Regions from separate parts of the Homo sapiens genome. Here all the other regions are linked to region 2. A link is a loop called in an ENCODE intact Hi-C map of the cell type or tissue named here. Cell type or tissue: B cell. All regions are shown on one strand.

The links. Peaks named below come from ENCODE experiments on the same cell type or tissue, not always from the same donor. Only the 100,000 strongest peaks of a DNase experiment are listed, where the experiment ranks them.
Region 1: it touches region 2 in a loop (10-fold over the local background); 17 of 110 quality-filtered maps call a loop at or near these places.
Region 3: it touches region 2 in a loop (18-fold over the local background); 20 of 110 quality-filtered maps call a loop at or near these places.
Region 4: a loop joins it to region 2, with 25 times the contacts of the local background. A loop is called at or near these places in 4 of 110 quality-filtered maps.

The regions. Positions count from the first base shown.
Region 1 is chr6:129,594,912-129,602,911 of GRCh38, reverse strand. ARHGAP18 (Rho GTPase activating protein 18) reads left to right here. Exons shown (of 15, transcript NM_033515.3): 11 at 2,064-2,270; 12 at 3,556-3,696. Among named protein-coding and RNA genes, the nearest start is that of ARHGAP18, 110 kb to the left of the region's middle. RefSeq lists an enhancer at 3,754-4,048. In B cell, CTCF peaks have their summits at 1,215, 1,456, 4,280 and 4,480 (motif pointing left); DNase peaks (open chromatin) are centred at 4,471 and 5,331.
Region 2 is chr6:129,494,380-129,502,379 of GRCh38, reverse strand. All of the region lies in intron 58 of LAMA2 (laminin subunit alpha 2), which reads right to left. The region is part of intron 7 of LOC102723409 (a long non-coding RNA gene); the gene reads left to right. Among named protein-coding and RNA genes, the nearest start is that of ARHGAP18, 210 kb to the left of the region's middle. RefSeq lists an enhancer at 1-671. In B cell, CTCF peaks have their summits at 1,180, 1,383, 2,986 and 3,186 (motif pointing left); a DNase peak (open chromatin) is centred at 3,179; H3K27ac peaks cover 292 bases.
Region 3 is chr6:129,933,185-129,941,184 of GRCh38, reverse strand. It overlaps LOC105377999 (a long non-coding RNA gene), which reads right to left. Exons shown (of 8, transcript XR_942986.3): 6 at 3,461-3,573; 7 at 3,161-3,344. Among named protein-coding and RNA genes, the nearest start is that of TMEM244, 76 kb to the right of the region's middle. In B cell, CTCF peaks have their summits at 4,241 and 4,444 (motif pointing right); a DNase peak (open chromatin) is centred at 4,464.
Region 4 is chr6:130,867,610-130,875,609 of GRCh38, reverse strand. EPB41L2 (erythrocyte membrane protein band 4.1 like 2) reads left to right here. Exons shown (of 20, transcript NM_001431.4): 15 at 5,484-6,047. Among named protein-coding and RNA genes, the nearest start is that of SMLR1, 44 kb to the right of the region's middle. In B cell, CTCF peaks have their summits at 2,979 and 3,181 (motif pointing right); a DNase peak (open chromatin) is centred at 3,169.

The DNA of each region.
Region 1 (8,000 bases), 100 kb before region 2:
TTATGTCAACTCTCTCTCTTATTCTCTAGTATTCTGATAGTAGTATTTTGAGTAACGTTATTACATATGCACACCACAATTAAAACGGTTTATTACCTAATGTCTGTAATTTATGCTCATAAAGAAAGAGATACACTGGTCCCTGAACAATTATTCTGGTCTCTGTGGAACAAAATTAAATATTTTTTCCAAACTTCAATTAATCTTTTGTCCTCATTTGAGAACATGTTGTTTTATATAACTTTATGCTTGGATTACAATTTAACTTCCTGAGCACTGTACTAGAAATTAGATACATAAATCTCATTGTTAGATATTAAAGCTCTGTCCTTAATTTGTTTCAAAGTTTCAAGGTCTATATAGCAGTTATACTTGATTCAAAAGCAACCTGTTAGCACTTACAGGAATTTTTTTTTCCAGAAATTCTTTGGAAGATAGATACTTTTTTTCCTTTTTCCATTTTAGTATAGTATATTTGGCCTTTTTAGGGTAGGGATTTTAGGCTAACTCTGAAAAAATGATTCTTTTAATAGTTAAGAATTTAGAAACAAAAGCCAGATAGACCTGTAATTAAATTCTTTCTCAGGATTTGTTAGCTGTATGACCACCAGGAAGTTACTTACATTCTCCAAACATTGTTTTCTGATCTGTAAAATGGAGGTAATTACAGCATCTGTCTCCAAGTTAGGATTAAGTAATCTCTATCGTGCTTCATAAACTGCCTCATTCATAGAGAACATTGAATACCTGTGCAGTTATAGTTACTGTTGTTCTAGAACAAAAGAAGAAGGCAAAAGAAAAATCTGAAGCCTTAAGTCATGTTAGAGTAGGGTGACCTCAGCTGCATTTGCCTTTTGGAGAAGGTAGTTTCAGAGGACAATGAGTGTCTGCAATAGGGGTGGGTGTACGTGGCATCAAGCTGAGCATAACCTAACCTGTTCTGATGAAAAGTTTCTTTTCATTCATTTTAAAAAAAATTCTCAGCTGGGTATGGTGGCTTACACCTGTGTAATCCTAGCACTTTGGAAGGATGAGGTGGAAGTGTTTCTTGAACTCAAGAGTTCAAGACCAGCCTGGGCAACATTGCGAGAATTTGCCTCTATGAAAAATCAAAAAAATTAGCCAGGCATGGTGGCATGCACCTGTGGTCCCAGCTACTCTGGAGACTGAGGCAGGAGGATCACTTGAGCCGAGGAGTTTGAGGCTGTAGTGAGCTATGATCTCTCACTGCACACCAGCCTGGGCAACAGAGTGAGACCTGGTCTCAAAAAAAAAAAAAAGAAAGATTCTCTTTGGTCTTTCCTCATTTCCCCGCTTTCTCTATCACAATATTCCCTCACCTCTCTTTTCTTTTCTCTTTTCTTTTCTCTTTTCTTCTCTCTTTTCTCTCTTCTCTCTTTTCTCTTTTCTCTTTTCTCTCTTCTCTTCTCTTCTCTTTTCCTTTTTTGAGAGAGGGTTTCTCTCTGTTGCCTAGGCTGGACTCAGACTCCTAAGCTCAGATGATCCTCCCACCGATCTGGGACTACAGGTGTACACCACCATGCCCAGTGCCTGGGACTACAGGTATGCACCACCATACCCAGTGCCTGGCTCATTCTTTATAAGTTCCACATCAGCCAGATATTGATTGCCTTAAAGAAATGAGACTGAAGTTGAATGACCCTTTTTGAGGGAATTTTTAAAAATCTCTACATAGGAAAGTACAGCATTTCCTGAAATAAGCAAATGTTTGTATGATGTTTTACATTACTTTTCAGCTCTCCATGACTCCCATAGGCCAGAGGTCTGACACTTCCCCACTCCTCTCTCTGCTCCCTAGTTCAGCTATGTGCCATCTCTGCTTCATTCCCCAGCACCATGGTCCTTAGTAGAAGCAAATTTCCATCTCAGGGAGCATCAACCAAATGGAGAAGCTTTGGTAACAGGGCCTGCTGGATGTGATTAGTTGACTGTGCTTATACACAACTTGTTTTTTCAATGAAATAAAAATTGCATATGCTACAGTGCTTTAATCTTTTATCTTCATATATGACACAAATCTCAAAGAGTCATTTCTGTTTCAGGCCCTTCTTGAATTTCTCCAAAGAGTAATAGATAATAAAGAAAAAAATAAAATGACAGTCATGAATGTAGCAATGGTCATGGCCCCGAATCTCTTTATGTGTCATGCATTGGGATTGAAGTCCAGTGAACAGCGAGAATTTGTAATGGCAGCTGGGACAGCAAATACCATGCACTTATTGATTAAGTACCAAAAACTTCTGTGGACAGTAAGTATATATCATATGCTTTGGTCTTAGTAGTTTAAAAAACAAATTGCATGTTTGTTATTAGCTTTATTAATTTACATTTAAAATTTGTGAGTGCAGAAAATATTAAAAACATTTTATTCATATAGGTAAGGAGGGCCCTGTGAATTTCTGTTTTAAAATTATGTCAAAACATGCCTTGTAAGAAGTACTTTTTATTTACTTCTGCCTATTTTCCCATTTCTCAGTGTTTAGGCCTGCTGTATTTTTAAAAGCCCATGCTATCTTGGTTTCAGATTATTCAGTTCTTTTTCATAGACCCTTTATTGAAAGGGATGCATGCATTTTGTACCCTTATTAACTGAGAACATCTTCAAAAATGGTTTCCTCTGTTTTACACTTATTTTGAGCTTGTTTTGACAGCTTATCAGAGGATGGAAGTGGATGAGAGGCTTCGTTGATTAGGTGCTCATTTTCCAATGAAATTTATAATTTTTCAGGAGGCATCTTATAAGCATTTAGGAAAAAATGACCTAAAGGAATTCCAAGCAAAATTATAATATTGAATATTTCAATCTCTTATTTGAGGAGCTTCCAAACATTAATTTGTTAAAAAGACAGAGTGATGATATTTAGATCCTGAAGTCTTTATTTTTATAATCCATAAAAAGACAACTGATGTAGATGATTTCAAATGTGTTTTTTTAATAAAAAATTAATGTCCATTTATTAAATCTCAATGTTTGAAATGTCAAAATTATTTCATGGTTACATTTTGATACCTTAAAATATTTTGTTTTTGCTAATGTGATTTCTTAGGATAAATTTGTTCTGGATTTTTGCTAGCTACCTATCAGCTCTTGTTTCTTGGGGAGTTCTTTCTCTCATGACAGCAGCGGCTAGCTGGTTATTAGAAGGGGACTTGAGGTTAGCTAGCAGGGCTGTAGGTAGGAGGCTGCAAAAGGAAAGACCTACGGAGGTGGCTTCTACTGCTCGTCACCTCAGGGGGTCTCCAGTCTGGCATAGAAAACGGCCACTATGTCCTTGAACTTCACAAAGCCTCTTTTGGAACCTTCCACAGTGGGTGGCAAATTATACCACGTGGATGCCCTGTACACCTGGTAAGTGAATAATATGAAGTATTTTCTTTTCACAGATTTAATGAATAGTGCATGTAAAATGGCAGTCTTATCAAAAAGAGAAACTCTTTACTGTTTTTGAAATTTAAAAAAATATAATTTTTTTTTGTAGTTTAAAATGGTGGCATTTCTTTTTCCTCTCTAAGCTTAATTCCTTTTCTCTATAGATTCCCAAGTTTATTGTAAACCAAGTGAGGAAGCAAAACACGGAAAATCATAAAAAGGATAAAAGAGCCATGAAGAAATTGCTGAAGAAAATGGCTTATGACCGAGAAAAATATGAAAAGCAAGATAAGAGTACAAATGATGTAAGAAAATAGTGGAGATATGTATTTATTCAGATCTTAAGTATTTTTTTAATACCAAAATTTTTTATTTAATGTTTTCATAGTATGACTTTCTGCCACTTATTAGGCTGTGGTGCTACTTGTAAGTGAAAGACATCAGTAACTGTCTTCCTACTACTGCTGCTAATGATCAGTATTGACAGTTGGTCAGGTGTTGGTGACTCAGCATGTGAGTTGTTAATGGGGAACAAAGGAAGATATCAAGACAAGACTGAACACACACACACACACACACCCCTACACCCCTACCCCTACCTCTACCTCTCGTGCGGAGACTCTAGTCGCCTACTGAATATATAATCTATAGTGAGTAAATAACATCATGTGAACCACTGACATTTTTTTCTAAATTTTTCTCATCTGTAGAATGGGGAAAAATAACTAATCCAGATGGACAAATAGGTTAATGTTTGTGTTGTGCCTAGGATTATTCCTGGACTTTAATAAGTATTTGAAGGTTCTCAATTTGATCAGAAGAATTTTGAGAGCTAAATTGGAAAGAAAAAAATTAAGATGTTTCAAAAAAGAAATACCTAAATATCTGTATTTATAAACTACTGTAAGAGTATATTAAGAACTGGGTTTACAATAATAAAATATACATGGATATACATTTATGAAGTAAGTTACCAAAGCTGTAGCGTAAGTTCATGAAATGAAAGGGTTTCTATTGTTCTATTTAAGTGAATCCACCTCCTCCCTACTACCACCACCATTGAAGTTGTTCAGTTACATGCTGACATCTTGTGGAATAATGTGAAAATGCAGTTATCTGCCTTTGTCTGAATTTTCGGTTTTGGCCTGCTTATGGATCCAGTAATCATAAAAACGAAGTTTTTCTCTTAGATTTATTTATAGCTCTCACTCTTAAAAAATGATACTTTCTTGGCATTGTAAAACATTTTAAATCAAGTTTTAAATATCTTTAAAAACATAAAGAGAAGTTGTAAATATGCTTATTTTTTTAGAAAGGCCTTGATATTATCCTAAAGGCTTTTAGAAAGCCTTTTTTTTTGGCATTTGGTTAACTTTAGAATGTTCTGTTACCTCTAAGACCATTGTAAATATGTGAATTAAGTCTGTTTTGTAGCCCTTCTTATTCATATTAAGTGACTTTATAGTCTTGTCTTTTTATAGGGCATTTAGCTGTGATATTCTGAAGCTCAGGATCTACTTAAGGAAACATTTGGGGTGTACCTTTTAAATAATATTTAGAAAAACTGAAACGTTTACTTTTTGGAAATGGAATATTTTAGTAATTTTGTCATTTATGGAAAAAAAAGCATTAACTTCTTTAGTTTGCACTTTGGCATAGTTAGACATGATCTGGTCTGAGAATGATCTCTGTACTATTTAAAAACTGTATTGTCATTTTAAAGCTTGGGATTTAAATATCAGTTTCATCACATATTAGCTGTAACTTTACCTCTTTGAGTTTTTTTTTTTCTTTCCTTATGTGAAATTCAGTTACTCATCAACAAAATGCTATTGCCACCTTGGTGCTAGGCCCCCACTTTATGTTAGGTGTTCCCAGGGAGTCAGGGAGCTGGGTGCTCACCCTCGAGGAGCCAGGAGAAGGCATATAGAAGGGATGTAGCTCAGAGGTATGTGATTGAAGCCTGACCAGGGTACCGTAATCTACAAAACAGGAAGTAAGCATGAGAGAGGCTTCACTGGGGAGTCAAGCTGAGATGTGAAAAATAAATCAGTGTTGTTCAGGTGTCACTAGAGAAGAGCCATCTAACCTGCAGTGGAAGCTTTCTGACATCACAGCCCATGGTGGAGGTCTGTTTGGCCTGTCATTTTGGTAGAAAAATTCTCATCTCCAGCCTGGCCAAGACAGTGGAACCTCATCTCTGCTAAAAATATAAAAATTGGCTGGACGTGGTAGCACACACCTGTAGTCCAGCTACTTGAGAAGCTAAGGCAGGAGAATCGCTTGAACCTGGGAGGCAGTGAGCCAAGATTGCGCCACTGCACTCCAGTTTGGGTGACAGAGTGAGACTTCATCTCAAAAAAAAAAAAAAATTCTAATCAATAGCCAAAATTTAAAAAAAAAATTATGCCATTTTATTAGGGAGAGTAAATAGACACACAAAGCAATTACAGAACAAGTAGAGGTGCAAGCTAAGTTCAAATACTGTGGATATGTGGTAAGTTACTAAGTAACAAGAGTTTTTTGCATGTTGCTTCCAACTGGCAACTGCCAGAATTCTAAAGCTAAAACATTTAATGTGAAAGTTTGAACCACCGTCTTAATGACAAATGGATGTTGGGGCATCCCTCATCTTCTGGCAGTAAGAGGCCTGCTTTCCATCAGGGTAGCAATTCCCTGGATTTGAGTAGGAGCCGTTCCTTTTGCATGGAACATGGACCATCTACTTTGCTGTAAGCCATGCCCCCTCCTTCATTCTGTCTGGTTGCTGTAGTTTCTTGACTCTCCTCCAAATCATTTAAATATGCAATATGAAACTATAGGGCATGAAATTGCCTGGGGGTAGCTTTTGTCATTTGTTAAACAGTTACTTGATATGTGCCTACTGTGTGCCAGGAATTACTGGGTACTTGAAATATAAATTATTGGACAAAACATACAAAGATCACTGCTCTTCCAGAGCTTAAATTCTAAAAATAAAAGTAAATCTAGGAAGTAATTCATATAATGTGTTAGTATGTGATTTATCCTCCAAAAGTAATAAAAACAACAGAACAAGGGGAATTGGGAAGGAGATCCCCTGGCACTATTAAGTTGAGATGGTCTGGATATTATTCATTTAAGCAAAGACAAGAAGAAGGGCAGGGAGTTGAGTTGTGTGTATATCTCAGGAAACTCAGTCCAGGCAGAAAGAATAGTCTGTGAAAAAACCTTAAGACAGGAACTTACCTTAAGGAGTGAGTGTAGCTGGAGTGAAGCCAGCAGAGGGAACGGTAGTGTGAAATGAGGTCAGAGGGGCAATGGGGCAAGATTGCATAGGGCCTTGTAGATAGACCATCATTAGAAATTTGGATTTACTCTGAGTGAAATGGGGGTTTGAAGCAAAGGCTTGAAAATCTATACTATGTTTTAAAATGATTCCTTAGGCTGTTGTGTTGAGAATAGACTAAAAGGGAGCAAAGAAAAATAGGGAGATCATTTGGGAGGTTCTTGTAATCCAGGTAAGAGATAATGGTGGTTCAGACCAGGGTATCAGCATCGGAAAGTGGAGAAATGGTTGGATTCTGGATTTTGTTTTGAAGTTAGAGCCATTGAGATTTCCTGATGGAAATCATGTAGGAGAACAAAAGAGGTCAAAAATGACTCTGATTTTTGGCCTGAGAAATTGGAAGGATGGTATTGCTTTCAATTTCATGATTTCAATTTAGGACATATTGAGTATGATGTCTATTGGACATTTAAGTGGGGATATTTGAAATGTTTGGAGAGAAAATCAGGTCATACTAACTGGCCACTTAGGTGCATAGAGAGACAGGGGCAGAGGGAAAGCAGGAGTGAGCCTTAAGAGAGATTGATAGCAAAGTTTCTATTCTGTGCATGACAGGGAACTGCTGAAAGGTGAAGGAAAGATTTGAGGGAGTGTAAGATTGGAGGGTAGGTAGGAGATGGTAGGTAATTTCCTTGTTGATGGGAGTATATAAATTGGTAGAGTTCTTCCAGAGAACAGCAGCATGTGGCAAAGTCCTGAAAGCCATGCTCTTCACTGGACTCAGATATTCCTCCAAAGAGAGTAATAGCATGAACATGCAAATATTTATGGTTAAGTTCATTGCCATTTTCTTACACTGACCAAAATTAGAGATAATCCAAAAGAACAGAGGTGGCTAGTTAAATACATTATGGCATATCTATACAGCGAAATACCATGAAAGTGTACAAATGTGTATCTTGACATTGAAGAGATTCGTAATATGTTACTATGTGATAAAAGAAGTTACGAGTCAGTGAATGGTGTAGTGCTATATTTTTAGGGGGTAATAGCTATGATTTTAATGCTTTGCAGAGGTCAGACACAATGCTAAACATTTTACAAATATTGTCTCGTAATATTTATGGTAGTCTAATTGGGGTGTATTATTGTCTAATTTTTTTCAGATGAGGAAAGTGAGAATTAGCAATCTTAAAGTTACTAAGGTTATCTAGATAGGAATTAGTGGAGCTGGAATTTGAAACCAAATCTATATGACTTTAAATCCATGGACTCTTCACCATTATTCTCTGTTTCTCCATAGATCACAGAAGGACTCTAAGAAGGATATATACCAAAACT
Region 2 (8,000 bases):
ATTTCTGAGAAAACTGGAATTTCCCTTTCATTTTTCCTTCACATATGAAGAGCTCTATTCTTAGAAGATCGAACAGGGAAAATGACAAGCTAGCCACTTGGGTTATAAGAGTAGCAAAATGTGTTTTTTCTTGCCCTCCCCATTTCCATCTCCCACTATATTACTTTTTCTTGAAAATTATCAGTCCACTAGAAGGTTTCCATGAATGTAGACTTTCAAGATGGTGTATCTAAACCTGCACGTCAGCCCATTCAGGCCCTTGCCAGTTGCTAGGCAACCCAGCACATTTTAAAAATGTAACCCACCATACACCATTTCAACTGCCACTGTTCAAAGATCAGCTTCCTAGGGTGCTGAGGGGGAGAGCTAGGTGCGGGGCTGTGCAGTCACATGGTTTAATGCTCTGCTGTCACCATCTTGAAATTCTTAATAATTTTTCAGTGAGGGGCCCTGCATTTTCCATTTTGCACTGGGCCTTGCAAAGCATACAGCAGTCCTGGCTGAGTAGATCACATTTGGCTACCATAACACACAGCTCCATAAATAATCAAGGCTCCTTAAATTACCAAAGCCACAATTCCTTTCCCTGTTCTCTATTTTCACAAGATAGGTCGATATACAGGCTGCTTATGACATCTCTTAGAACATGCAGTACATGAGAAAATAACCTGCACACTCTCACCAACACATCTGTTTTTAAGATCTGCACTTAATAGCTCTGGCTGGGCCGCTGCCCCAGTGAGTGCTGACTCAGCAGAGGTTCTCAAGCAGCCCAAGGCAGGCTTTTGATGCACAGTGTTCTTCCCAAAGAGTGTACCTCAGAGATGACTCATCAGCACACAGGAAATTTTTACTTGATGAGGAAAAGCCTTGTTCTCTTTTCTCTTGATCTTAGTCAAACGAAGCACTCTGCCACAGCAGGTAAAAGGCTTAAAGTGTTTTGAAATGCCGTAAAATTGGTCTTCATGGAAGTATTTCCCTTCTTGCTTCCCAGGAGATGGTCAGTTATAAAGAGCAGACTGTGGCCGAAATTCACACAGCTATGCAAAACCCCGTGGGTAGGACAGGAAAATGCTATTCATTCGCACAGCTGAATGGCCTCTTTTAGAGGCAGCATGTGGCACCTTTCTTATTACGCTGCCTGCAAAAAGAGCCCGAATGGAAAGGCCTCTGTAGCTTAAGATCTCAGTCATGAATACTTCTATTAATAGAATTGGGATCTTTTATCAGCCTCTCACGATATTTCCCGGACAGAGGACCGTCTCGATAAACACACGCAGCTTGCAGTCTTCCTCAGAAATCACTAAGATAATCCTATCTGCTGTGAGTCCACTGGGGGCAGAATTTCACTGAAACATCTTTACACCCTCAGCTCTGAAAATTGAGGGATTAAGAAAGGTGGATGGATGCTGAGGAATTAGGAAACAATTACATGTAGCTTAAAAGAGAACCACCAGTGGGTTATGTCCATATTATTGCGGTTACAGTCACTCGTCTAATTACTATATGTAAATGTCAATATAACTTCTCTATTAAAATTTAAAAAATTTTCAAGGTGGCAGTTGTACACTCCCGGTAGCAGCTGTATGTTATGGGGAACTTTTGGATTGCTGGTAGACTGGACAGGTGTATCCAAAACTGGTCCTGAGCTAAGCAGCAGTTTTTTGGTTTGTTTTTATTTTGTTGTTGTTTCGTTGTATACTATGAGATTTTCTAGATGGACAAGGCACTGGTCAAGCCATTTTAGAAAAAAACCTTTGACCAGAAAAGGACAGGGACTTTGTCAAAGTTCTTTTAAGAATCATTACAGGTTACATCCACTTGAAATTTAGGAAGAAGAACACCTCCTGGATTAGATCCTCCGTTTCTGCAACGGGCAGCCCTCAAGAAGCAGGCAGAAGCAGTGCTTAATAAAACGGTATTCTCAGATGAGCCAATGTTATGGAAAAGAGTTGTACCAAACTGATCACTCTAACATGTAACCTCAAAGTTTAAAGCCATTATGGTGTATAGTCCTTTGTTTTTAAGGACATCCAAGGTGATGTTTACTATCAATCATTGATTTGCAACAGGATGGATACTGTTTTAATAAAACTTCTATCACCTTCCTTTATTAAACTGGCAGTTGGAAAAGGACTGAGAAGTGCTGGTGTAAGAGGGTTTTTAAAAATATGTACCTTAGGATTTAAATGGGACAAAAATTCCCCACCCTCTAATTTGGTAGTGTTTTGTACAAATCTCGACCTCCCCCTTGCTTGGTTAAAGGGTGTCTTCCTTGCATCACTTTTCCTTGGGTAAACTGAAACCAAGTCTGATGGGTGTAAGGGATGGGCGTGGTGGCTCATGTTTTTAATCCCAGCATTTGGAAAGCCGAGGCAGGAAGATCGCTTGAGGCTAGTAGTTTGAGACCAGCCTGGGCAACAAAGTGAGGACCCCTGCCCCCCTCTGTCTCTCCAAAAGAACAACAACAACAAAAAAATTAAAAAAATAAAAAATTAGCTGGGCATGTTGTTGCATGCTGAAAGCCCCAGCTACTCGGGAGGCCAAGGCAGGAGAATCACTTGAGCCTAGGAGTTCAAGGTTAGAGTGAGCTATGATTGCATCACTGCACTCCAACCTGGACAGTAGAGCAAGAACCTGTCTCAAAAAGAAAAAAAACATGATGTGTTCAGGGCAGCACCAGTTTATTGCTTTGCCCGGTGTTGCTTCCTCTTCTCTTCCTTCTGCCTCATGTCCCACAGTGGGTGGAGCTGCTCATCCAGCTGCTCAAGCTTCTTTTTTCCTTCTAGCATTTTAAAGGGGGAACAAGTGAGATGGAATAGAAACTGCCCTGTGCTTTGCTCAGAAATAAAATGATCTTGTCACTAAGGATGATGTTTTCAACTCTGCTTGCCACTGAAATCTAAGCTAAGAAAAAAGGGTAAGAGAAAAGATCTAATGAGGTAATTTTAAGGAACTTTTAAAGAATGGTCATTGCAAGATGAATCATCCTTTTCTAAGCTAGTGTATACTTGAAGGCGTCCTCATCTCTATGGATGTGATGCTTTACCTGTGTTGTTTTGGACGCACTAATCTCTCAAATGTGTTAAAACAACAATAATAATAAAAAAAAAAATTCACAGTCTCAGTAGAGGCTCATCAATCTCAACGTGTTACAATTCTGCCACCTTGTGGGGACTTTTTAAAGTACTAGAAATAGATAATGGGGAAAATGGGATATGAAAGGAGGACAGATACGCTTGTTTTTCATTTGCCTTTGCTTGGCAGGTTACAAGTTGTAGGCAGACAGGACTTGGGTGGGGAGTCTCGCGTGGTGGTGCACCTGTTGATTAGAGCAGTGATGTGGTTGGGAATAATTATGGAGGAAGCCATGCTCCCAAAGCCTTGTTTAGGGAAGTAGATAGTGCACCAAATTGGTAACGGGGCCAAAACGTTTTCACCCCCACACTGTCACTCATTTAACTTCAGGTCAGAATAAAGCAATGGTCTTTTCTAACTAACTGCAGATTGGTGGCTGACATTTGGAAATGAGTTCTTAGATTCAGGAGTGCGTATGATTCGTTGATAAGCATCTCTTGAATTTCCTGGGTCCTGAGCAGAGATTTATATTACATTTATCAAAACTGGCATCTTTGTTCTTGAAAGCACCAAACAATGAATCATCATAGAAATTGCATAATTTTCTTCTTTCATGAGTCAATAATTAATTTCTCTAATAAATGTGGGCTAAAATCACATCTGGTGCTTATTTGTCATGATTTTCTTTATGGATGAATAAGTGGAAGATACTTTTTATAGCACTGACTTTAATCTTCTTCTAAAATATAAAAGCCCTACTCAAGATGTTTATTGAGAAACTGAATTATTGTTAACACTGCACTTAAGCTCTTTTGGTGGGTCTTGGGCATTTACAGTAATATTTATACATTAATGTCTAAACAAGGATTCCTTGATAAGTGGAAAATGTATGTTTTCTCTTTAAATACATATCAGTATCCAATCAGTTTATCCTTTGGCCTTGACTGTACTTAGGTCTTAAAGGTGTAGCACTAAAGCTGCTAGGGAAATCGCTTTCCTTTCCTCTATTCTTTCCTTCTGTGCTCACTTCTTTTCCCCAAATCCCAAAGAGAGCTCATCAGTACAGGAATTCTCCATGGCTACTTGTATTGTTTTTCTTAGTTTTCACATTTTAAACTGTGAGGTTTACGGCTGAACTCTTCAATAAAATTCAAGTAAAAGAATGCAGCCAGCTCATTATCTACAAATCCACACAGGCTATCCTTGTTAAAAAGACTTGGTCTAAACAGTGCACATACTTGCAGAGAACTTGTCACGTTTCCACATGTCAACAAATTTCTGTAATACTTGAAGTTCAGCCTCTTATCTACCTCTACCTCCTGCCATCCTCCATGAAAAATATCCACAAATAGAACATGTAGAAATGTTTTCTCTAGCTCTCGATGGGCTAAAGAATAAGAGAGAAGTATAAAGAGAAGACAAGCTACCATAATATCAAATGAGATAATATGCATGAAATGCTCTTTAATCTAGCGTGTTCAACATGAATTAATCATAAGATTGACATAATCCATTTCACAAGGCAGGGCTTTCTCAAGACACCCTTACATTGCCCTGTAGTATAGTGAATGTTGTCCTCATGCTGTAAGTTGCTGGCAGGATTGGGTGTGATGGGTGTAAAGAAGAAAAAGAAGGGCACTGAGAATAGATCTTTTCTGTCAACTGTGCTAGCACAAATATGGAGCTCATAAATAGGCAGTTCTCACTTCAGGAGTTAACTTTTAAGTCTTAGTTCTTAAATAACAACTCTTAAAAAGCTAAATTCTGGGCCAGGCGTGGTGGCTTATGCCTGTAATCTCAACACTTTGGCAGGCTGAGGCAGGTGGATCACTTCCCAAGAGTTCGAGACCAGCCTGGCCAACATGGTGAAATCCCATCTCTATTAAAAATACAAAAATTAGCCGGGCATGGTGGAATGCACCTGCAGTCCCAGCTACTCAGGAGGCTGAGGCATGAGGATCGCCTGAGCCTGGGAGGTTAAGGCTGCAGTAAGCCATGATTGCGCCACTGCACACCAGCCTGGGTGACAGAGCAAGAAAAAAAAAATAAAGAATCTAAATTCTGATACAAAAATGGAAAATGGTGAGAAGTGAAAATTATAGAGGACTTATTTAATAACCACATCATTACAATGTATATATCATCATTACATATCAAACCAATAAAAGGGTTTGGAATTGCTTAAAAATTGAATACTCACCACATCCCTTTTTTTCCAGCACCTGCCACCCACCCTAAAAATGTGAAAAGTTAAACTAACTAGAATAATTAAGTTAAAGAAACACAGAAGTTAAAGTTAAACTAACAAAAGAATAAATAGAGAGATGGAATGTTACTTTGAGCCAAGCATGGTGCTAGGTGCTTTGCATAAAATGTATAACTTATTCCCTCATAATAGTAATCCTAGAAGGAAGATATTATTATCCTTATTTGTCCATTAATTATTTTACATTTAGAAGGGACAAGTAACCTGCCAGAATTCATGGAATAAAAGTGGGAGGGCTATGGCAGAAAAAGCAACTCTCCCTCTTTTTCTCTGACTAGCAATGATAATATCGTATTCATCTTTGCACTTAGTAGGTGCTTAATAAATATTTGTTACAAAATAAACTGTAAAACTTTTAACTTTTAGTAACCTTTAAAAAGAAGACACCCTTTTCCCCCTACACACACAAAAAGAACATAAGAAAGGAAACAAATTAAAACAGAAGATATGTGTGGCTTCATGATCTGATTTCTAAAATATAATACAATTAATAGAGATGGAAAGTTCTAAAAAATCTAATTCTGACCACACAGTCATAACTAATTATAATGTGCAAAAGAAGGGGAAATAGGCCGGGCGCAGTGTCTCATGCCTGTAATCCCAGCACTTTGGGAGGCTGAGGTGGGCAGACCACCTGAAGTTGGCAGTTCGAGACCAGCCTGACCAACATGGAGAAATCCCGTCTCTACTAAAAATACAAAATTAGCCAAGAGTGGTGGTGCATGCCCGTAATCCCAGCTACTCGGGAGGCTGAAGCAGGAGAATTGCTTGAACCCAGGAGGTGGAGGTTGCAGTGAGACGAGATTGTGACATTACACTCCAGCCTGGGTAGCAAGAGTGAAACTCCATCTCAAAAAACAGACAAACAAACAAACAAACAAAAAGAAGGTGAAATAGCAGTTGGAATTTAGATATCTGGGTTTTAGTGCCAACTATCGCTCATGTGTGTAACCCCCTGGGCCATGCTGTAAGTTTGAGGGCTTTCTTTCCTCATGTGCAAGTTAAGAGTTGGAATCTTTAGGGTGTCTTCTAGCTCTAATGTTCTGTGATTCTTTCTAAACCAACCAATTTGGCATGCTACTCAACTTTTTGCTTCTGTCTCATCTACTAAGTGGAATGCTCTGTTTTCGGAAAAGTTAAAACATACACTGCTGAGAGGAAATGGAAATCGAAATTAGAACAGAAGGTTATAAAAAAAAAAAAGAACCTTAAATGAGTAAAAATCTCCATTCCCAGATGGGCAAGTATCTTTATTTTGAGAAAAAAGGAAAAAGTGTGATCTCTAAATACCACAGAAAAATGTGCTTGAGAGGCCCTATAAAATGCAGTTTGTGTAAGTACTTAGAAAAGTAAGGTGATCCATGGAGGCTGGCAGGGTTATCCCTAAAAATCCAAACCAGCACAGGCTGAGAGACCTGCCTGGAGGATGTTCTAGTGGTAGAGAAGAAGGTCCATGAGGTTCTGCTTGATTGAATATGGTACCCGATTTGGAATTAGTAGCATGATATATCTATTAAAAACATTAAAACATTCTTAGGTGCATTAATAGAAATATGGTAACAATTAAGGGAGGGAGGGGTCACACTGTCCCCTGAGCTGGTGACTTCCTTTTGAGCAGTAGGTGCCATATTATGAAGGGAATATTTCAAATTTAAGAATACTGATCATGGAGGGGATAGTAATTAGAAATGAGATAATACAAAGAATACCTAAGCTAGGGAAATGGTTAGCCTAGGGAAGGAGAAGACTTAGCTATTTTCAAATTATTGAAGGGATGTTAGACAGAGGACACATAAATGTAATGTGTTTGCCTATAGAAATACAATCATTACATAGAAGTTTTAGGGACTCAGTTTTAACTTAATGTAACCGATGGCTTTCTAACAACTCGAGCCTGCCTTGTCATAACACTGGAAAATCTTGTCAATGAAATGTTCAAGCAAAGGCTGTAAGTATCATGTAAAAGGAACCCATGCATTAAGATGGTGATTGGACCAGATGATCTTTAGGGCTCTTGCCAATTTTAGTTTATAATTTTAAGTTAGTCATTTAGAAATTAGGCTGTTTTCTCCTAGAAACATTTTTATAAGTGGACATTAGGATCCAAGGTCAAAAAAGTTTATTCAACTCATGATGTTTTCTAATTCTTCAACTGAAAACATGTTTATGAGTCTGAGAAACACATGATTTTCAGGTATATGAGGGTGAAGAGGAGGATCATTAACCTTACCTTTGCTAAGCAAAGATCTAACCTGTGGCTGAATTATGAAAGAGCTGAGGAAACATTCTGAAATCCATGTGGCAGATCTCAGGAATGCTTTAGGATGAAATCAACTCCTGGAACTAACCCCCCATGACTGACAGCTTTCCACTTGCTAGCTGTGTGATCTTAGGTATTTTCCTTTGTGAAATATAATACTTCTGGCAATATAAATAAATGTAAATAAAACAATAGGGTGGGAATAAAATGAAATAACAGATATGAAATGCCTGGCAGAGTACTGGACACATAGTAGTTATTCACTAAATGCAGGGATTCCTCAGAGTGTCTATGTGGGTATGCTTTTTCCAGTTTTCAGATAACTTCCGCATACATTATCCCATTTGATTTTTCATAACTCTATGTTGTAGGCAAGATAGATGAAATATCTCTATT
Region 3 (8,000 bases), 440 kb before region 2:
ACCCAATTCTATCAAATTATGAGAGATTTTTATTTTCAGTTTATGAAAGTAATACAGACCTATAAACATTTAAACCATGCTCAATGAAGTGAAAAACATAAATCTCTCATAATCATGGTGTACCTAGAAAGCAGAGAAAGGTTCAGGGATGTCATATGCACTGCTTGGGAAAACAAATCAATAACTAACAAAGCAATGCTTACACACTTTTGACAAGGCCATCAAAGCGTCCCCCACACTGAAATAACCTTTAAGCTGTATCAACACACCCAGCATCATGAACAGTTCCCAGAGAGTATCTTCTAGGTTACACTTATTTTCTTGATCCATGCCATCCGTACCCTGATTCCTCCCAACATCTCTCCCTCTTTGTCACTATCCTTGGGCTTCTGAAGTTTCCAGAGAATGTCTCAGGGCCACCATTGTTCCAAATGATAATGGTATCCATTCTGAGATGTGTGGATTTCAGGGCTCCCGACCCCGTCACTCTCAAGGAGCGAGGCTAGATTCAATCTCCGACTCTAGGTCACCTGTTGCCACCTGACAGACCTAAGAAGCACTGTGTGCACCCCACACTCCCCTCTTCACTGATTCTACCTGTCTCATGAAGCCCTTTGGAAAAACAACTCCTTCTGCTTGTGCCTGCTGCTCCCCTCTCCTTAAAGCTCAAGTAGTGCAGACCATTATTAGAGCAGGAGGAAGGCTCTGGGGCATGCTGCCTGGGTTTACATCCTGGCTACAACACTTGGGGATGCATGATCTTAGTGAAATTATGTAAACTCTCTGTGCTTCTGTTTCCTTATCTGCAAAATGGAAATGAGAGTTACAATGCCTACTCCAGGCAACACAGAATCTGTCTCAGTGCACCAAGTGTTGTGACGAGCTGTTGTGAAGAATGAAGTATTAACTAAGAACACACAAAATATTCAGATCAGTGTCCAGATTTGGGCAAACACTTGATAAATGTTAATTGTTATTTAAAAAGAGAAGACAGAAAAAGAAAAACACTAGTGCCCAGAGACAAGACTGCAGGTTGTCTCAGTTCTCACCTACCCCGTTTGTTGTACACTTGTGCACAATACTTTATCTTTGGAGGCTATCTCATACAAACTCTTATATAACCAGACTTCAGGTCATATCCAGGTCTCATGCTCTCTTTCACTCAGCTAGGACCATCCTACTACGTTATTCAGTTTCTTTTTCCTTCTTCCCTGCGAATTGCTGAGGTGATGAATCTCTCTTTCCCACTCATGTTTTCTCAGCACCAGGATGGCAACAGACACACAGATTTTTAATAGGTGGATGAATGAATGAATGGATGGATGATGGCGGTGTTTATATTGAAACCCTGAGTGCTGTCTCAAAATACTTTCATTCAAGATGGCTTGGTTCCTGAATTATATTTAAATGAATTTCATTTTATGAAATTGTACTGAATCTAGAGTAAAATTAAAATAGAACATACAAGAGAATCTTCTTTTAAGTGGGAAATTGGAAGTAAAAATATAAGGAAGATAAAGAATAAAAACACACGTTTTCCACAGAAAGACTGAACACCAAATGAATAACTTTTTCCCTCTTTAGTGTTTTGTTTCAGCATCATTATCCCACCATTTAGAGGATACGATGACTTATGGTCTTAAAATGAAGCAGTATATCATTAAAGCTTTATTTTCATGAAGATATTTTCTTCTAATTAAATTCAATACCATCCGGGGGAAGAATAGCTTATTCAACACAATACATAGAAATGCTTTTCCATGTCATAAAGAGCTCAAATAAAGGGTTCATGTTTTACTGTGAATCAAGGAAAAGCACACTCTGGTTTTACAGGCTTCTTTTGGCCAAGCATTTTCTCTTAAATGAGCAGTTTGGGCTTTATTTTACCAGTGAAGAAGAAGCCTAAAACTGTGATTAATTTACCATGGCTCAGATAAAACAGTATCAGAGAGATGAAATCAGTTTCTACCAAAAAAAAAAAAAATGTGATAGTGACCACAATTTCTTTAACTACTGTCACTGAAGCCTTCCTAAGCAAAAACAAGCAGATAAAGTACAACAAAAACTTATCACAAAAAATCCCCCCCAAAACAAGAACAACAGCAACAACAACAACAACAGCAACAACAAAACAAACCCTGAGATGCATTTAAATGATTGATGGTAAACTTCACCATGTTCCAGGGGGCTCTGCAATTTATTCGGCAAACCTTTAGGAAACCTCTGGAATGTATCAAGCATTGAGCTAAGCCTTGGAAATGTAAAGATGAAGAGAACACACAGGTGTTGCTTGCAAGTGAATCAAAGTCTAATAATTTTGGCAGATTTCTTCTAGCAATGTGCTCCAATAAGAAGCCTAAAGGGAAACACCTGTATGCATATGTACACACAGCTCTGTTTATTCCCTTAGAGACACATATTTGTTGGCTGCTGATTTAGTGAAAAGGAATGTAGTGAGGAAAAGTGCGTAAATAATTCATATATTTTTCTCCAGAAAGCTTTTATCCGGAATTCATATTTGAGAGTGACAAACTTTACCATTAGTGGAGTAGTGGTGTTAACAGTAGCAATAATTGAAACAATAGTTAGCAAGAGTGCAAGAAGTCTTATTGACTAAACTATTCTTAAAAATTTCAAAGCTCTATTTAAAACAAGCTCAGTTTTAAGATGATCAGGACATGGAGAGGAAAGCGTTTATGTAAATACATACAGAGGGAGGATCCAAAGTCAACAAAAGTCACGCCTCGTGCCCACATCTTGGTTGGTTTCTAATACCATTCTCAAATGAAATGAACCAGAACGTGAATAAATAGCTGATTCTAAGACTGGGGCAGGAAATATACAAGATGAGCTTGGAGCATCTTGTAGTGTCAGGAAGTAAAGAAGTGCTTCAAAACCAAAACGATGGGAGTGTGTCAAAGGGAAAGGAGAAGTCAACCTCAAGGAACACCCAATGGCCCAAACTAGAACAATTTGAGCATCAAGATAGATAGTGTAGTAACGGATTGTAATCCAAAGTATAAAATAAATATTCATGAGTTCTTCCAATATAAATAGCTGAATAAATAAACAAATGTGGAAAAGAGACAAATATACGGAATTCTGGGTAACTTATGCTCATAGTTCCTACTTAAGGAAGTGAGTATAGCTCTCTACCTACCTCTTAAGTGTGGGTTTTGCATAGTGACTTCCTTCCAAAGGGTATTACAGGCAAAGTGGGAAAAAGAGTAACTTTCCAATGGAGAAATCTGGAAAACATTACGTTGGCCAGATGATCAAGGTTAACAGAAGATCATGGTTATTAATAGTAACAGGTCATGTTGACAGTATGAATACTTGATGTTCTGTGAAGAGAATGGTACGTTACCTCTGTTGTCTTCCTTCCAAGTAACCAGAACCCCAGTCCAATCATGAGAAAAACATCTCACAATCCCATATTGAGGAACGGTCAACAAAATACCTGACTAATACTCTTCAAAACTGCCAAAGCCTTCAAAAATAAGGAAAATCGGAGAAATTGTCACAGCCAAGAGGAACACAAGAAGACATAATGTCTAAATGTAATATGCCATCCTGGAACAGAAAAAGAACATTAGATTAAAATTAAGCAAATCTGAATAGAGTACAAATTTTAATTAATAATAATGTATCAATGTTTGTTATTTAGTTATGACAAATGAGCCATGGTAATGTTAGATGCTAACATAGAAAATTGGGTACGGGGTATATGGAAATTCATTTCTTTGCAAATTTTCTGTGAATCTAAAACTGTACTAAAATTAATAATTTACTAAAAAAACGAATCAAATATCTAAAAGCAGCAAGAGTTGATACAGTTATTTCAATAAACGACAATACGTATGTAAATATTAAATAAACAAAATTGATACTCTATTTTGATTCTACTTACTATCTCACTACTAGATTGTGTAATGTGCTTCAGTTTAGTGTAAATCCCAAATATTTTGAAGTCTAAACGATAATATAATATTAACAATAAAAGTTCTTGAGGTACTCTTGTGTCTTTTCACCCAACTCTGCGCTTACCCCACTCACTAAACTAATTTCAGGAACTTTAGGCATTTTGAAAAGTTTTTTTAACCATATGGCTATTAAAGATGTTGTATATTGTTGTTTAAAATATACTTTCTGATGTGAATAATTCTTCTATTATCATATTTTCCCCATTTTTAAATGTAGTTGGTTGTTACTCTGTGTTACAGAAACAATGTTAGATTTCAAAACTTCCCTGTCTATACAGTGTAGTCACATTTTATGCAAATTTCAAATAGTGAAAAATAAACATATTAATAAAGTCTCAGTTTATGCACCAAAGTTTAAATAATCTTAATTCCTCAAATTAAACATTGATGAATCATGTTTAAAAGCTGACGGATCCAATACATTTTAAATTGTTTACACTATTACCACGTGGTGGCGCCATGTCAGCTGGTGAATGCAAAGCCTTGGCAAACCTTGGATTCCTCCTAAATTGCCTTGAGGAACTCTGACCTCGTCGGAAGAGCCGTCTATGTCCTGACTCTATCCTCCATTTTACAGGAGAGATAACTGAAGTCCACAGAGTGAAATTATTCCCCCACTTCCACACAGTCTGTTACTGAGCCAGGAATAGAGTGTACTTCCTATCACTTGGCTCTGTTCTCTCTGTCTCTCTCACTTTCTCTATGTGTGTGTATAGATATATACACAATATATAGTATACACATATTACACATATATAGTATATGCTTATATATACTATACATTTATGTAATATATAAATATATATTTACCTCATATAAGATATATAAATAATATAAATAAATATCATAAATATATAATATATGATAGGTATCTCTAATATATAAAAAATATATTTATGTAATACATATACAAAATTATATATAATATAGATACATAAGTATATAAGCAAAAGAAGTACATATACATTCATATATTTAATTTCCACAACAACAAATTTTATGGAGTAAAATGTACCTCTTAATGTCACTTTAAAGTTCATGCATATACATATCCAAAATATATTTATAAAATCTTGACTAAGTACAATTTTCCTTCTTTAGGTCCCTGTAACTTTCTATGCTGTGATTTTTGCTTAGCAAAATTTTTGTTGATACAACAAAATTTAGGAGCCATTAGAAAAATGAGTTAGAATCACACAGTTTTACTTAGAGGTATTTTCCCAAAGTATTGTTAAATGAAAATATAAAAAGCAAAAAAAATTTGTATTAGCATAATTGCATGTTTATAAACCAAATAATGACAAAATTAAAATATCCTGCAGAGTATGTACATAAATGTACAAGTCGTATAGAGGCATTTGAATGCAGTAAAAGTATGGAATAATTAATGTAAAGTTTATAATATGAGTTATCTTTGTAGGGGGAACAGGGAAGCCACATGAGGGGAAAAGTAGGAGAGACTAAGGAGAAAACCACATAAAAAGTGGAAAAACATTGCACACATACAAAATGCCTATATGTGATCACATTTATATAAAGTTATATTTATGTAAATATATATAAAATATATAAATTTAAATAGTTGGTTTTAAAGGTACTATAAATAAGGACACAAGAAAAAAGAAAATCTAGAAAAACTATTGATGGTAAAAAATGATAGTTAAGGTAGCAGGTACCTAATCTCCTAAAATAAAAATCTTTCTACAAAGCAATTAAAAATAAGACAAAAAACAATAACCTAATAGAAAAAAATGAGCTAACACCACAGCAGGTAGTTTACATAAGGAAAAACACAAATGGCTTTTACACATCTGTGAAGATGTGTAGTCTTATTCATAATCAGGCATATGAAAACTAAATCTGTAAGAAATTTTGTTTCAAATGCATCCTATTGGCAAAAAATTAATATTTTCTAAAGCCAAGTTTGGCAAAACTGTGAAGCAAGAGGACTCTTCTATACTGTTGATGAAAGCATACATTGGAACAGTTACGTTTGAAAGCAACTTGGCAATATGTAGTAAAGCTGAAGAATCCAAACCCTGTGACCCAGCAGGTCCCAGCAGGTCTGCTCCTATGTCGATGAAGAGATGTTTACAATGATGTTCATAGTAGCATTGTCACAAAGAGCAAAAATTGGAAACAGCCTAAATGGACCATCAATAGTAGAATAAATAAATGGTTATATATTCATTCAATGGATTACTGAGCAGTAGAAAGTGAATGAATCTGAGCTGCATAAATATCATGAGTGAATTATCACAAAATAATGTCGAGGACAAAAAGCACACTGCAGGATGAATACTTGCAATATGACACTATATGAAATTTAAAAACATGCCAACTACTTATATGCACACACATATACACAAATATATGTAATTTGGGAGTAAATAAATGTGTTGCAAGATCTACATAAATACCTGAAAATGATAAATGTTAAATTCAAGGTAGCAAATACTTCTGAAATAACGAGATAGAGAAATTCAACTAGGGAAGGGTATACAGTGGCTTTCATCTGATTGGTAATGCAATTTTTTTTGACAAATAGTATATCTTATATTACTTATTTCATATTTATGATAGATTTATTGTGTTTATAATCATAACACTATATTAGTTATACTCATATTTTTGTTAATATTATTTTATAGTATTTTTAAAAGATACTCAACCCCCTCATAAGAATAGTCCTTCTTGAAATGACAACAAGAAACTATTTTTCACCAATCAGAATGCTAAAGATAAACATTGTAATAATAAACCGTTCTGGCAAGAGTTCAGGGGCACAAGCACGTTCAGTAATTGTTGGGAGAGTACATTTGTAGAACTTTTAACTATGGGATGATTTGGCAATGTTTATCAAAATTAAACGCACATTTGTACCGTTTTACCCAACTCACTTAATAAAATTTTCTCTTTAAATACACTCCAGCAAGAACACAAAGGTATGTATACAATGCTGTTCATTGCAATGCTGTCTGTGATAGCAAAGGGGCAGGTAAGATAAATGTGCTTCATCCATGCAGGAATGTTATGCAGGATGCAGGACATTAAAAAAAATGTGGTACCCACTCGATAAACTGATATGAAATAGTGACTAGGGTAAATAGTAAAAAAAAAAGCGAGGTGAAGAACATTTGTTGGGTAGTCTAACTTTCTGTAACATGGGTTACCTGTACAATTTAGAACTGGGGCTTGGGTAGCGGAGGCCAAAGAGATGAATTTTTAAAAAATATTTCCATTCATGTGTTTTCAACCTTGTATCTCTTGTGTGCATTACCATTAAATAAACTTCAAAAGAAGCAAATAAAAGAATAAATAAGATTTAAAATGAAAATAAAAACAAGAGATGCAACTCCTACATTTAATTTCAAAGATAGTATTGTCACTGTAACTTTAGTATTTTAATGAAGTCACATTACTTGCTTTATATCCAAGGCCTAAGGCTTCAATTAATTTACGGGTAATCTATTGACCAAAAGAGGAAAGTCTCATTAAAAAGTAGCATTTGTTGAGAGGTCCTAGGCCCAAAGGAGGGGCTTTCTTACCAAGACAACACACTTCCAGTTCCTTCTCAGAAGGGGATTAGGGACCATGATGATAAATTTTAATAATTTAGGTGAGGTCTCACTATTAGAGTTTTAAAATCAATTAATTAAGCTGTATCCCTGTTTGTCCTAAAAAAATTTCAAACCAACTAACAAATGAGCACAAAATACAACATAATTCAGTGAATTAAAAACAAGTGAGAAAATGAGGCAAATATTCATTATTTTTTATTTCTCCTTGTAGCTCTTGTTAATTTTTGTTTTATATACTTTGAGGCCATGTAAATATTATAGGTACATATGAATTTAGAATTGTTAAACATTCCCAGTGAATTGAAGCTTTCTTGTTATTAATTCTACTACTGCCTTTTGGCTTAAAGTCTGTTATCATTGCTAGTACAGGCTGAGTACCCCTAATCTAAAATGCTCCAAAATCTTAAAGTTTTTTAGCACTGACATGACACCGCAA
Region 4 (8,000 bases), 1.4 Mb before region 2:
GTTTTGTCATTGTGGTCAGGAGGAGATGACATTTGAGTTGAAACCTTAATGATAACCAGGTGGACATGTGAAAATGTATCCACGTGTAAGGACGAGCCACAACACAGGAACTGAAAGACCAAATGACAGGGGCTTGGTGAGCAAGGGGGAGCACGAAGGAAGGAAAATTCAAAGAGGTTAGACCCTAGGTCATGTCACGATCTTAAAGGCCATGCTAACAGTTTGGAATTGTACAATAAGAATGATGGGAAAGCATTGGAGAGTTTGAAGGTGAGTAGTGGCAGAATCCCACCTGTTTCTGACAGAAGTCCCCCTGGCACTGGATGAGGAATAGATTATAGGGGCTGTGAATGAGAACAGAGATTATTAATAAGGAAACAGTGATTCCCTTCCACAAAGTAGATTCTGTTAATTGGTAGAGAGTATTCATCAGAACACGTAGCAGGGTTGGGAAAGGAGGCAAAATAAGTAGAAATAAGGAGTTTATGGTCTAGTTGAGATGAAATATTTTCAGAACATTGCAAATGAGAAAGATAATGTCATGAAGCTAAACCAAGTGACATATTTATATACTTTAAAGGTTAGCCTGAAACCAAAGCCAATTAGACTCCATGTGTATAATGAGGACTTTAATATCACATGCTTTGAAATATTACGTATTTTTCATAACCTGTCCTTCAGAAGCAATCACATGGTATCATTCGATCAAATTTAAAGTGATGTCCTTGGATTTTTGCAGTAGGAAACTTTGACATTTTAGTGGAGATGTTTAAAATTATTATCATTTTTCTGGATCTCATGTTTTAGGAATGTACAGTGTAAAATATCTTGTCATAGAAGTCACATTAAAGTGATGTTAATGTGAAATTTAAATCTGGAAAAGCCCCCAAGTGGTTTATCTGTACTTGAAGTTACTTGTTTTTCTGTTCTTTTCCTCTCCAATACATGCAGGAAAATACATACTTTTTTGACATTCATATAGATTGTTCTTATTACAATCATCCATTCATCCGTTTGCCCAACAAACATTTATTGACCACCTACATTGTATCTTTTTTGTTTTTCTTTAAATAACATACTACTATTAGTTGAAAGTATGTGAGCATTTGTCTACGGGAGTGTTTTGACTTTACCAGAGTACCTTTTCAATTTCTGTCTTTGTTGTATCTTCATTTTACTGTTAATTCTGCAGGGGTTCTCGTTTATCTTTGAATTGTAATTCTTATTGAAAGTAAAATAAAAAAATTATGCATAAGTATATAATTTGACCACTTTTCCAAATTTCTATAATATGGGCTTTTATAGCTTTTTAAAAAAGCAGGAATAGTTTCTTTTTAAAAAAAAAAAATACATTGCATTTTCAAAGTGGCTGTAGTTTGAACAATTTTGAGAGTAGAGCAGAAAATTGGAAACCAAGTCATTTAATCTTTAATGGGTAAATAACTCTATTGTAATCCTCTTAACGTGTTGTATGAATTATGATGACTTAAATTTGCATAGACTATTCTCTCCTGAGTCTAAGAGATTATGTACATTGAGTTGTAAGGTACTTTTGAAGGTATGTCATTGGATAACGAAATGTGTGGCACTTCTTTAAATTCCCCAGTGATCTCTCACTGGGAAGGGCATCCCACCCACCCCCACTTCCCCAAGGGACGATGTAATCATAGAGATGGTAATGAAGTTAAGTCAGTCCAAAAGCTTTTTCCTCTGCTGAATATTGCAAGTGCCTACTCCCCTCACCCTCCTCACCTCACTTTCTGCGCTCCTCACCCTTCTTAGCTCACAGTATGAAGGGGCCCCTTAGGAGCGTCATTGATTTTTCTTTAAGATTTCTGAATAGTGACTGGGTGCGGTGGCTCACGCCTGTATTCCCAGCACTTTGGGAGGCCGAGGAGGATAGATCACCTGAAGTCAGGAGTTAGAGACCAGCCTGGCCAACATGGCAAAACCCCGTCTCTACTAAAAATATAAAAATTAGCTGGGCATGGTGCTGCACGCCTATAATCCCAGCTACTGGGGAGGCTGAGGCAGGAAAATCACTTAAACCTGGGAGGTAGAGGTTGCAGTGAGCCGAGATCGCGGCACACTGCACTCCAGCCTGAGTGACAGAGCGAGACTCCGTCTCAAAAAAAAAAAAAAACCTGAATAGTGGGGTTTATTAGGAATTATTCTCACACTTCTGACATGAGGGGGTGCTTCATGATGACTCTTGAATATTGACATTTCAAGTTTCTAAGGACAGTTCTGCTGTCCCTCAGGCAGGTTGGGAGCCATTGTTTAAGAGCCAGACACAGCAAAGTTAAATTTGCTTTAATGGTTTAATTTAGGGAGAAATAATTTTCACGTTGCTCATTGAGCTTTCAACTCTGAGTTTGTCTTCCTATTTTGAATTGTTTTTCTTTACCTGTTTCTTTTTGCAAAAAAAGGGGACAGGGTAATTTACTCTGTGGCATATTTAGCACGCCTGAGGGAATGAATGTGGGCTGCTGTCAGAATGTTTGTTGTACAGAGAGTTAAGGTGGTATTGAGGAGGGAGATTGTAGGAGTTGGAGTGGTGAGGGAAGGCCTTACAGAAAATGCAGACTATGAAGTGGGCCTCAGGGAGGTTAGAAAACTGGAAAGGCCCAGAATGTGCAGATAAGGGCAAAGAAGGGCCTTGGAGGCAGGAGAGGGAGGACTGCCCAAGCTGTAACACAGGAATAAGCATTTCAAGTGTAGGGGCCACTGAAGAGGCCATTCCGTGCAGAGAAAGGCCAAGGAACTACCTCAAGAATATATGAAATGGCGTTTGGGTGGGTCGGTTGTGCTCAGTTGGTGATCAGCCAAGCAGTTTTCACTGGTTTCTGGAGGTCGCAACTATCAAAGATTCTCAAGCAGGGTGGAAAAGCTGGCGCTCACAAACCTCTTCATAAGCCTGCTCCAGAATCTGTCAGAATTCTCATCTTTTCTTTCATTTTATGCTGTTCTGTTGTTCTTTCTTGTGTAACCTTTCCTTTCTTCCAATAGGTCACTGCTGTCTGTTCTGACTTATTGCTAATTCTTTGCTCTTCCTTTTCTGACCTCTCTAGAGCCTAGAAGAGGAGATAACATCAATTTTGTTTAGTGAAAAGGGCTTTTCTGATAGCATGAAAGCCACCTTCACTTCAGCCACCACTTGGACAGCAGAGGGCGCTGTTGTGAGCGCTAATGCACCTTCTGAAAAGCTTTCTTCCTCGCCCTTCTCACACTTGCTTGAGGTGCATTTTACTTTGTTTCCCCTGTTACTAAAAGCCACATATGAGAGAGATTTTCATTTTTTTAAATATTCAGGCACCATTCCCTCCAGTGCTTTCATTGGTGAAATTAATTCTTCCTGGGAGAAACATTCAAGAAACAATGACTGAATTGGAACATGAAGAAAAGATATAGATTGGATGTTTCTCCTGCTTCTTTGGTCAAAGAAAAAAAAAATCTGCCTAAATTCAGAGAATAATTTAAATCATTAAGTTCCAGAGTCTGGGCTGTTAAGCAGAGGGAAACCCTCAACCAGATATGCTTTGCAGAGTTGACATTTTCAAAACCCCAAATTTCAGGCATCCTCTGATGGCATGTTATTTTTAAAATTCTGTTTATATGGAAAAAATCTGAAGTGCCTCCCATGCTCCATGACATAATTGCTTTTGAATGACCCTAAGGAATTCCCTGAACTTGGGCAGAACCTATCCAGCTAATTGAGGTTAAGATATAACAATAATAATAATTCACTGATCTATAATAATAATGAAATGTGTGTTTCAGAAATGTTCTGGTCACTGGATATGTTTATTATATGTAGTCATGGTTAAATTTTACCTGCTTATCAAAATAGATTGAGAGTTTTTTCAGTTTAATATCTAGAAACCTCTGAGTTTTCAATAAAACTGGAAAGATAGCTGTCTTCTGTTAGTAATGTGATTTACATGGTATTAATTTGGGTCAATGAAACCATGCCCTTACCATGTGTTTAAGAATAATAGGGCAGGTCCAAGAGAGTTTGTGAGTAGACGTTGACAGTGCTGCAGAGACGTGTGTGTGTGATGTTAGGATCTTCAGCTCATGGTTGTCCAAGTGTCTGGGAGAGATGAACTCAGCCCTGCTGTCTATTAGAGGCTCCAGTCCAGTTAGTACCTTGGCAGCTTCACAACAATATCCAGAGGGCTCAGTGGTGTGGTGCCCTTCTCCATCCAGAATGGAGTCACTTTCGTGAATAAATAGGGCTCCTGGCTCTAGCTGAATTATTTTTAAGTTAGATCATAGGCAGTAGTACCACCTAGAAGTCAAAAAGTTGGCCATGCTTGAGTTATATCATTGTAAAGCAGACTTTTTGTAAGTGTGAGAAAAATGTGAAGCTTTAAAAACCCCTCTGTACAAAAAGGTTTCCACCCTAGTTAATAATATCATAACATAGTAATTTGTTCCTAATGTATTAAGTCAACAGATATTTATTGAACATTTAGGTGCTATATTACTCAACTGGAGTAAATTACTTTACTCCCAAGAAGTAGATGTCTGAAGGGGATAGGAGTGAACATGTCAAATAATAAACTTGACTGAGTTTAGATTTCAAAGATGCTAGTAGAGGAGCTAAATTGTAAAAGGAAACACTTGGAGTCACCATTGACACCCACCCTATTGTATAATATAGCCTTTGCCAACCTATGATACGAATTGGAAAGTTAATAACCATTTCTGGAATGAACATTTTCATGTTAATAGCCTTCTGAGGCTAACTATAATTTTGCCAATTAAAACTTTTTTTTTTTTTTTAAAGAAAACCAGCAAAAAATAAAAGTGCCATCTCCTTGGTGCTGTGTTCATTTAAGAATCAGCGTTCCAGGCTAGACTTTATAGTCTGATTAAAACCAAAACTGTTACTAGGTTTTAAAAGTTAAATTTTTTTCTTTAAAATGATGAGTCAGCTTTGGTATAATTCAATTTTTGTAAACTGTTTTAACTACATAGGTAGAGCTTATAGGTATATCTATAATAAAAGCATTTTACTTCTTTGGGAGGATGCTGGCTGTTTTTGTGTCTTTTTGTAAGCTTTTTGGCATTTGTCTTGATTGTCCTCTATGTGACCTTGAGCAGAGGTTTCTGTAGATGTTGATTCTTGCTGTTTTGTCTTTGCAGTGTCAGATGTTTGTTTCAGTGGTTGTTGAGGTAAAACTGTATTGATTTTGTGTCCTCGGTTGCTTTTTGTTCTGCAGACACGTGCTCCCGAGTCAGAAGGGCCTTGCACTGGAGCCAGGGATGCTGTTAAGGTTCTCCCCTTTTTCCATGTTAACACCATTGCCTCACGTTTCTCATTGCCCTCACGTTTGCCCCGCTTCCCTTTCAGTCAGCCATCATAATCATCTTTGTTTTTCTCCATGACATGAATCTGCCATCGGTTAATTTGGGTTTCCGTTGTTTTTATTTATTCATATATTTTTGTTTTCCCTCATCCATCTTTTTTTGTACAGAGTTCACATGAGACTCTGAATATAGTGGAGGAGAAGAAGCGGGCAGAGGTTGGGAAAGACGAAAGAGTAATCACAGAAGAAATGAATGGTAAAGAGATATCACCTGGGAGTGGTCCTGGGGAGATTCGTAAGGTGGAGCCTGTGACACAAAAAGACTCCACCTCCCTGTCTTCTGAGAGCAGCAGCAGCAGCAGTGAGAGTGAGGAGGAAGACGTGGGAGAGTACCGTCCCCACCACCGAGTGACCGAGGGCACCATCAGGGAGGAACAGGAGTATGAAGAAGAGGTGGAGGAAGAACCCCGCCCGGCAGCCAAGGTAGTAGAGAGGGAGGAAGCAGTGCCCGAAGCCAGCCCAGTCACACAAGCAGGTGCCAGTGTAATCACAGTAGAAACAGTGATCCAGGAAAATGTAGGTGCCCAAAAGATACCCGGAGAGAAGAGTGTACACGAAGGCGCTCTTAAGCAAGACATGGGAGAAGAAGCAGAGGAAGAGCCACAGAAAGTTAACGGAGAGGTGTCCCATGTTGACATTGATGTTTTGCCACAAATTATTTGTTGTTCAGAGGTAAATGGGAGTCCCAGGTGGGAGCCAAACTCTAGAGCTGCTTCTCAGATGGGGAACTCCTGCCTTTCTTCTCCTGTCCTCCCAGTTCTTCAGCTTTTTTCAACAAGAATCTGATTTTTCTCTCTCATGGGAGGAAGGGGGAAGCACTGCTTTGTGGATTTTCTGCCCGCCCAGTTCATGGGTTCCAGCTTCTCTGCGGCCACTGGACACCTGTAGGGTAAACTTTCCTAGAAGCACCACATCAATTTTTCCTTCCCTTTTCACATTTAAATTTTTCTTTGCATGTTTTGGGTGTTTTCAACTGTTTTGTCTTCAGTTGCACTGCTTCCTCACACTAAATGCCTTTTTTTCCCCTTTTGGTTTAATTAGAAAAATGTATATGTAATGTTGAAAAAAAAAATGGTCACTGCTGAGTGTGTGTGCCCCTGATGTCATGATTGGGTTTGACTTCTTGGCTCATTCTTCAGCTTCAGAGTTTTAGAAATGACAGCAGTCTCTGATTACCGTGGTTCTCTGAATGCAGTATCCAGCAGTGATGAGAATGTTATTTCTTGAATGCCACTGTGATTTCTGTTTTGGGATTGCAGGGGTTGTATGGTTTTGTTAAGAGCCTTTCTTTTCTTCCAGGCAGCCAGAGGCTAGGCTATTTGATAGGAGGATATCCTCGCTTCTCATTCTATCCTGATGTCAATTCTGGAGTATTTGCCAGATGATTATATGTTTTGTGGATTATCTATACATTGGACATGAATCTTTTTCTTTTCAAAGAAGAGAACTTTTTGGTCACTAAGTGCAGTGTCTCTCATTTGGGAGTTAGGCTGAGGGAGGGTTTATTTCCTTGGGAATATTTCTTGATTTTAATATTAAATGCCCACAGTACAGAGATTTATTTTGTTCTCTTCGATGGGATGGAAAATGTTGAAGTGACTTTGTCTTAAAATAATTAAGTGGATTTTAACCATGTTACTTTTAAACTTCTGTTTCACTTTAGAGAAGATTTTTCAAGAGTCTTTGAACACTTTGAACTATTCTGTATTTAACATATCGTTACTCCTCTTTAAATAATTATGCCTGTTGAGAATGTTCTCTCAAAGAAAGTACTGCAGTATTTTGGTAGTAGTATAGTCTGGTGTTGCATTAATATTAAGCATGCATACTCGGCAGACTAAAATGTTAATAAGCCGTTGAATATTTCCTTTAATGTTTTAAATTGTTCAAAGCATTGGTGTAACATTGATGGAGTAATTTTAGATAGAGCATTTTAACTTAGGTAATACAGAAGAAACACTGCAAATTTTAGACAGGTATAACTGAAAACAGTAATACTTGAAGACATCCTTTCTGAAAATGGTGTGTCTGTTAACAATAAGGCAGAAAAGGTATTGTGGGCAGAAGAACAAATCTTAGCCTACCTAGCTGGCATGCCAGTTAAAGGCAGTGAGCCTTCACACAAACTATGTGGTCCTTTAAATTATAATAAAAATAGAGACAAGTCACTTCACATAGTTCATTCTATTTTCTTTTCAATTTATTATTACTTGCCCAAAGCTAAGGAGGGAGGAGGAGAGAGAGAGAGAGAGAGAGAGAGAGTGTGTGTGTGTGTGTGTGTGTGTGTGTGTGTGTGTCACTATACACTAGGCTTGACATAAAAGTAGTTTGGGACCATCTTAATTTAAAGAGTAACATAATTTAGGAAGCCATCATGTCAACTTATTTTTCATATATGTGTATGTACACATACACACATTCATATATATGTACGTATCTATGTGCACATGTATGTATGTGTATATATGATATATTTGAAGGAAAATTTTTCTTTTATTTCTTTTGTTTGTTTTAGGTTGTTTGCTTTTACTCTTTTCTTTTGTGCATGAGTGTGTGTTTGGATATGTTTCTTACTATTATTTGTGAAGGTTCCATTAAACACTTTTACTTTATTACCTCTAGAAT